Linked DNA regions of Homo sapiens: region 2 is linked to region 1. A link is an interaction called in ENCODE POLR2A ChIA-PET data of the cell type or tissue named here. Cell type or tissue: PC-9. All regions are shown on one strand.

Evidence for each region. ChIA-PET counts read pairs that join two places held together with the same protein. Peaks named below come from ENCODE experiments on the same cell type or tissue, not always from the same donor. Only the 100,000 strongest peaks of a DNase experiment are listed, where the experiment ranks them.
Region 2: POLR2A ChIA-PET joins it to region 1 with 9 read pairs; 3 of 35 experiments call an interaction of 5 or more read pairs at or near these places.

Annotation. Positions count from the first base shown.
Region 1 is chr2:12,104,986-12,108,985 of GRCh38, reverse strand. The region is part of intron 2 of MIR3681HG (MIR3681 host gene); the gene reads right to left. LOC105373433 (a long non-coding RNA gene) reads left to right here. Exons shown (of 4, transcript XR_922808.2): 2 at 661-892; 3 at 3,402-3,692; 4 at 3,999-4,000. Among named protein-coding and RNA genes, the nearest start is that of MIR3681, 92 kb to the left of the region's middle. In PC-9, no CTCF peak of the experiment used is centred here; a DNase peak (open chromatin) is centred at 2,475.
Region 2 is chr2:11,766,626-11,770,625 of GRCh38, reverse strand. LPIN1 (lipin 1) reads right to left here. Exons shown (of 21, transcript NM_001349206.2): 3 at 2,768-2,863. It overlaps MIR548S (microRNA 548s), which reads right to left and starts at 3,182; the gene lies at 3,101-3,182. In PC-9, no CTCF peak of the experiment used is centred here; no DNase peak of the experiment used is centred here.

The sequences.
Region 1 (4,000 bases):
AAGTATCAGTTTTCTTAACCATTGTCACTGTCTTATGGTTCTTCTGTGTTGTCTTCTGTGGCATGAGTATGTACAGGAAAAAAAGATCGGCTTATATAATGCATTTGAGATGGGAAAATTCAAGTACGTGTGATTGTGCAAGTTATACGGTTATATTTATTGAAAAGAGTACCCTTTTATCCATTTATTTCTCAATATGGTAAAATTTGACATGAATTTCAGGGATGCTTAATATTTGTCTTCAATGGAGACAGCAAAACAGAGCCCAGGGTGACTTTTCTCTTGCTTTGCCTGTCTATGTCTCATGATGGTGTCCTGAGGAGCATTTTGGTCAAATACGATTAATGTGCTGATGCATTTATTCCTGAGAATCTCAAATATATCTATTGTGAGACCATCTAGAAGAAGAGTCTCTTACGAAGAAAATGTGGTTTAAGAAAAGGAAAATGAACCCTCAACCCTTATCTGGACTAATAAGCAATTATTTGTCAGAAAAGTTAGGGTTGGGCAGAAGAATTACCCTTGAATGCTACCATGAGCTCTAACTCCCTGCAGTTCTACATCAGTGTTTTGACAGAATGCATGAAAATACTGTGTTGGAATATGACTTCCAAAGAATTGAGGAAAAGTAAAGTCCACCCATCTCTGCTCTTAATGCAGTGCTGAGTATGTGTGTGTTCCACCCTTGATGCTATGTTAGGAAGAGAACACGAGACAGGAGGCTGCTTTCTTGATGCAGAGCCAGGCTGAGAAAAGTAAATACCAGAATGTGTACGATGTCAGATGGGCAGAGGCCCAGCAGAGAATGGAGCAAAGGAAACTATAAGGGCAGCAACCTCAAGGCTGGGGAGTTCAGCATGCAAAGAAGATCGACCTGGCATTGGTGCTTAAGGTATGTTCACTAGTGCTGAGCTTGGAGCCAGGGGGAAAAGAGGCTGTGGTGGTCCCCTGAGAGTGTGTGGATTACGTGTCGGCCAGGGCCAGTGCTGGATCTCCACAAAGGGCAGGGCTAGAGAAAGTTGCAGAAGGCTTCAGAGGGAGCAGTGTCCTCATGGTTAAAGCACAACTGAAGTTAAGGTTCCCACATTCAAATCCAAGCTCGAGTTTGGGCAATTACACCACCTTACAGGCCTCAGCTTCCTCATCTGTAAGTTTATGATAAATCATAGTCCTGATTTGATGGGGATTTGTGAACAGCAAGTAAAATAATTTCTATAAAACACTTAGCACAGCCCCTATCCTAGAGTTAATGCATGACAGATATTAGCAATGATTATTATTATTTGAAGAGCTGACATCTGAGCTGGGCTGTGAAAGACGAGTATTTTGCTAGGTGGAAAAGGGTGGGGGAGGACATTCCAAGGAGCGAGATTAACATTGGAATCGATTTTCCAGGCCAAGAAGAAAAATACCTCCTTTGTGAAAAGTTCCTTTTTAGCCTGACTATTAGAAAAAGCAAGCGAAGAATTTCATATGGGAAATGGGATCTGAAACTCCACCTTTCATTCTGAAATCCAGGAGATATAAGTTTGCATTTTATTATTCCCAGTGGGTTGGTCTTTTTTTCTTAACCTCCATTTCCACTTCCCCTCAAAGTACTTTGCTAAAGCATTTTGCTCTCACACCAAGAAATGAATAAGTTGTTTTGGAGCATATAGGGATGTTGGTAAATGAAAACACAAAAGCTTTTTAAGTTGATCAGCCCCATCGGTCATTGGTTGGTCAAACATGTATTGGGTTTTTTCTCCATGCCAGGCACTATTCTCAGTTAGAGGATATAAAGGTACTTACATCATTATCGCTGCCTTTGAGGGGCTCTGACTAGTGAGGAAGAAGACGAGGTAACCAAACAATTATGATTTCAAAGGACAGAGGAAACAGCGAGGTTCCCAGCAAAGACAAGCATAGCATGGAGGGCCAAGGGAAATGTTACATGATAACTAAAATCAAAATTAACCTCTTAAAATTCCTCTCTGGAAAGAACGCTGGAGTTCAGCTGACTATATAAGACATAGGTTGTTCTCCAAGTCCCACCTGGTGAGTATGATGAAGTGTGCATGACTCGGCCCCGTATATAAGCTCTAGAAAGCTTCTTTCCCATTGATAACCACATTTGTTACAGGAACCTTTTCCTCCCACTGGTGTTTCACACTTTCAATTTCCTCCTTCTGAAAGAAAAAGTTTAATCAGGGTTGAATTAAATTAGAAATGTTAATGCTGGGATTATTACCTCTGCTTTCGGAAGAATTATCTTTAATAACGTATTTCATTCATCAGCCCTGAATGCAGTTTTGAACCTACCACCTCCTGATGTAGTGGAAGCAGGGTGGAGCTGGGTTTCCAGGGCAGATTGTGGCTTTCAGGCTTTATCAGGCATTGAAGGCTCGTGTCCCACATGGAAGGCAGCGTCCAGTCACTGCTCATTCAGTGTCAGCATGCAATGTACAGCTGCACAGCTGCGCGGGGATTCTTGGAACTCAATGAAGATGACTCACAGGGCTGGGGGTAGGAAGGACGGCCCCTTGGGGTGCTGGGGAAGCCCGAGGGAAGCAAGTTTAGTCAGACCTCCTGGGCTGCCTCCCTGGGAACAAGTCATCGGAGACAACATTTTTCTTTTCTTTCTTTTTTATTTTTTGAGATGGAGTTTTGCTCTTGTGGCCCAGGCTGGAGTGCAATGGCGCAATCTTGGCTCACTGCAACCTCGGCCTCCTGAGCTCAAGCCATTCTCCTGCCTCAGCCTCCCGAGTAGCTGGGATTACAGGCATGCGCCAACACACCTGGCTAATTTTTATATTTTTAGAAGAGATGGGGTTTTGCCATGTTGGTCAGGCTAGTCTCAAACTCCTGATCTCAAGTGATTCACCCACCTCGGCCTCCCAAAGCGCTGGGATTACAGGCATGAGCTACCGCGCCGAGCCGGAGACAACATTTTTCTATCCCAGTCTTGCTGGCTCTTCCAGGGAGGAAGCCGGGATGTAGCCGGTACAAGCCCTCGAGGCAGAACCAGGCAGACTTCCACCCTCCACCCCACCAGCTCTGACATTTTCTACGTGTACCTTGCCTAAATCTCTAAAGCTATAGGTTTCCCACTGTAAAACCGGTTAGCAAAACCTGCCCTGTAGAGTTGTAATGATAATAAATATAGAAACACTTCCGTGACTGCCAGAAAAACTAAAAGTAAAATCATAAATGCCTAGCCGAAGTCATTATGAGTTCCTTTCTCTCTCACTGATAGATTGTGAGCAGGACACACGCTCACGTGTTTGGATGCTCCGTGTCCTAACACAGCAGGGGTGTTAGCTGAACAAGTGATGAATAGTTGTGTTGCAGGAATGTCTATGTAGGAGGCTCAAGTGTCTCATCTATGGCCTGTGGTACACCATTTTTATTTTCACTCCCAGCACCAGAGAACCAGCACCTGAGAAAGGCAGAGAATAGAACTCAGCATTACCGACCTGGAGTCGGGAGCTCCAGATCTGCAACTCATTTCACCTCCTTGGGCCTCAACTCCCACTTTCTACAGGGGGAAGTTTGGGCTTGTGAAGATCTTAGATACCTTCCAGCTCTACGTGCTCTATGGAAGAAAGCCAGTATTTATTGAATGCCTACTATGCGCTCAAACCCGGGCAATGCTATGGGGCATTTGGCGACAATTCAGTGGACACGAAGCCTCTCGCCCATCCCTGATTCAGGTACCCAGTGCAGAATCACCCTTGGGGGCTCATCTGTACACTGTGGAACGGGATGCCGGGCTGGTGGGAAGGCAAGAGGTGTGGCTGGTAGCTGGAGATAGGCATGGCAGTGCCCTAAGTTGCACGGTGGTACCTCTAGGAGACTGTAGTATCTCCTCTCACACCACAAGTATCCAGGAGTCAGAGGGAATGTGATGTTAAATAACAAATAATAAACACCATGACAGACAGAGACAGTGGAAAAAAACAAAAAGCTTTATATTCCAGTGCCTTTACCAGCACATTTTTCCCTCGTTTTTGAACAAGGA
Region 2 (4,000 bases), 340 kb after region 1:
TAAACGTGTGCTGCTGATCATTCAAATAGGTTTGGAGAGCATCAGACATGCTGAAATAGAATGTCTACACCTGAGACACACAGCTGAGGCTGGAAGGGAGTGAGAGGTCATCTCACCCGGCTGCTGGACTGGAGCAACTAGAGAAGCAGCACAGATTCTCAGATCAAGAGCAGAGAAGGGCCCTTTGCTGTCCGTGGGCTGGAAGGGAATGGGCAGCCAGGCAGACCCCCACAGGCACATGCAGTACCAAGCAGTGCTGAAGGACACGGGCTCTCCAGCTTCCAGCAGCATCCCAGGGGTCCTAAGAGGCATCTGTATGGAGCTGAACATACTCTGGCCTCCAAGGCCCCACCCCACCCACAGGCACCCTGTCAGGCCAGCAAGACCAGCAAGCAGCCCCCATACAGGTCCCGCTGCACGCTGGCCCAAAATGCTTCCTCAGCTCCGATGGCCAAAAATCTATCTAAAGCCAGGTACAAATAGAAATTAAAAATGCAGGTGTCCACATGCAGTGCAAAGAGTTTCTGTCAAAGGCCATTAGGAACCAATTAGTATTTTTGGAGTCTTCCCATCTAAGAGAAGTGAAGAGCAGGTATGCAGGGATCCCCAGTATCAACAGGGTTGCTCCAGAACATGGAAGGGGAGATGCTGGGTCCTCCCCAGGCACCACCATTCTGGGCGGGCAGGATGGAGGCTGTGCCTGGGACTGTTCTGTCCCGAAGCTGCAATTATGGACACTTGCTTTAAAACCTGGAGCTATAAAGAACCGTTCCTTTTTAATCATAGCTGTCTTCCTGGAAAGGAACTAGTTCAAGTCGATTTCATTCAGGAATCCCTACATCAGACCCCTTTAAGGTGCTTCATCTGTGAACAAAAGAGTTAAGGAAGTGGTCTGTCTTAGTAGAAAACATAACCATAAATCATGACCTTGGATTTGGCAAAGGACTCTTTATGCATATGACACCAAAAGCATGCACAACAAAAGAAAAAACAGAATACATTAAAAAGGTAAACACAAACTTTAAAAAAAAAAATTAGACTTCATTAAAACTAAAAACTATTGTGCTGCAAAGAACACCATCAAGAAAGTGAAAAGAGAACCCACCCAATGGGAGAAAATATTTACAAATCATATACCCGATAAGGGACTTGTATCTAGAATATATAATGAAGGCATACAAGGCAGCAGTAAAAAAGAAAAACAACACACACATACACACACACACACAAACTAGCAAAGGATCTGAATAGACATTTCTCCAAAGATTCAGAAATGGCCAATAAGCACATAAAAAGATGTCAGATACCGCTGGTTATTAGGAAAATGCAAATCATAACCATAAAGAGATACCACTTCACACCCACTAGAATGACTAGAATCACAAAATCAGAAAAGTATTGGCAAAGATGTAGACAAATCACAACTCTTTGTGCACTGCTGGCAGGAATATAAAATGGAACAGCTGCTTTGTAACACAGTCTGGCAGTTCCTCAAATGTTAAATGTAAAGTTACCACATGGCCCAGCAATGCCATTCCTAGGTATGTAACCAAGAAAAATCAAACACACGTGTCCACACAAAAACTTGTATACAAATGTTCACAGCCATGTTGTTTACAACGGCTACAAGGTGGAAACAACCCAAGTTGGTTTTTTTTGGGTTTTTTTGGTTTCTTTTTTTTTGTTTTTTGAGACAGAGCCTCGCTCTGACACCCAGGCTGGAGTGCAGTGGCGCGATCTCGGCTCACTGCAAGCTCCGCCTCCCGGGTTCACGCCATTCTCCTGCCTCAGTCTCCGGAGTAGCTGGGACTACAGGCACCCGCCACCACGCCCAGCTAATTTTTTGTATTTTTAGTAGGGATGGGGTTTCACCGTCTTAGCCAGGATGGTCTCTATCTCCTGACCTCGTGATCCGCCCACCTCGACCTCCCAAAGTGCTGGGATTACAGGCGTGAGCCACCATGCCCAGCCCCAAGTTGTTTGTAATGATGAATAGAACAGATGAATGGACATGGTCTATAGATACAATGGAATACTATTCGGCCATAAAAAGGAATAAAATATTGATACATACTAAAACCTGGATGAACCTTGAAACATTAGTCAAAAAAAAACAGGCACAAAAGACCAGATACTGTAATTCCATTCAAAAGTTCAGAATAAGGAAATCTATAGAGATAGGAAGGTTAGTGGTAACTTAGGGCTCAGCAGTTGGAAGGTGGAGTATAGGGGAGGCGATACCTAAAGGGTATGGTGTTTCTTTTGGGGTTGATGAAAAGGTTCTAAATTTGACTGTGGTGATAGTTGCACCTATCTGTAAATATACTAAAACCACTACGTGTACACTTGAAATGGGTAAATTGTGTATATGTGATGTATATCTCAATAAAGCTTTTAAAATATTTTTTAAAGTAATTCAGCCACTCACTAAATAAAAGAACATTGGGCATTTGAGATTTGACACACCGATGTAATCTATACACCTCTGACAGTGGTCCAGGCCCATGTGTGAAGTCCATCCCTCTGTCTCCTGGGAAGCAGTCAGCAAACTGAAGCCAGCCAGGAGAGCTGAGTCTGTGTGGACTCAGCACACCCCTAGGCCGTCTGGCTCAAATCCCCCACACAGATCAACGCCCACTTTTCTCTGCCCCATCGTCCACACAGCCACGGCCGGTATTACTTTGCACAAACTTCTGCCGTGTTTCCAGATAACCATTACTCAAAGCTCAAAACTAGGAAGTAACCCTGACCACCCAGGCTTCCTTACCTGATCATTATCTGTTTCTTGAACAAAAAATGCTTCTCCATTATCTCCCAATTTCATATGCAAATCCACAGATTCCCCATTGATTTCTATGTCAACCTGAAGGGAAAACATGGTTAAGAAAAGAATGAACTGCCTTCACCAGGACAGGAGACCTCATGGGGACGGCCAAGTCTCCACAGATACGCTATCATCGCATACACCCTGAAGTGCCACACAACTCCCAGTCTCAGTCAGGCCGTCCCATCCAAGGGAACTGTCACTTGAGGACTGGAGGAGTTCTGGGTTCGGGAGGGCAGGTCCCTGACCAGGAAAGATGGAACCCAAAACAGTACGTTGGTGCAAAAATAACTGCAGTTTTGGCCATTATTATAATTATTAAAAATAATGGCAAAAACTGCAATTATTTTTGCAGCAAGCTAATAGAAAGATTCCTCCGAGACCACCTGGTCTAGCTCCTCCTTTTTTGGCTGAGGAGCTGAGGCCAGACAAGAGGAGTAACCAGCCCAGGGTCACATGGCTGGTGAGAGTTCAAGCTGCAATCAAAGCTTCCCCAGCCCCAGACATTAGAAATTACACCCTGGAAAACTCATCAACTATTGGCTGGGATCCTTCACACATACTCAAGGAAGAGTTTCCTCTTGAACTTAACTCAAAGGACCAATCAGGAGACATCATCCCAAAATCCACATTAGGTGGGGGCATGAAATGTCTATTTGCAAGGATTTGTTTCTTTCCATTTGTGTGGCAGATTGTCTTCTAAAACTAGCCACATCAATATCCTGGTCCTACCTGCTCTTCCAGAACCTTCGCCACTCCTGAAAATAAACTAGAAATAAAATTCTAAGCTCGCAACTGACTGAACGGACCCCCTCTGGGACAAGGAGATGCCAGAGAAACCTTAAGAACTGAGTTCCAGGCCATGATGGAATGGGAGATAGGACAGGCTTCCTCATACCCCACCTCAGTAACCACCATTACGCTTTCCTCCCTAAGGGCCAAACAGAAACCAGCCCTTTCAAAAGACTGTGCACTGGTATCAACAAAAGAAGCTGCTCTGCGTTTTTGTTTGTTTGTTTGTTTGTTTGTTTGTGTTTGTTTTTTGCCTGATAAGAGCCCAGGAACTGGTCCTGGCCCACCTAGGGAGAATGTGCCCTGAGGGTTTTCCCTTCCTCTGCTCCACCCTTTGATGTTAGACACCAGAAAACTCCACCCTTGGCTGGTGCTAGTGCCATC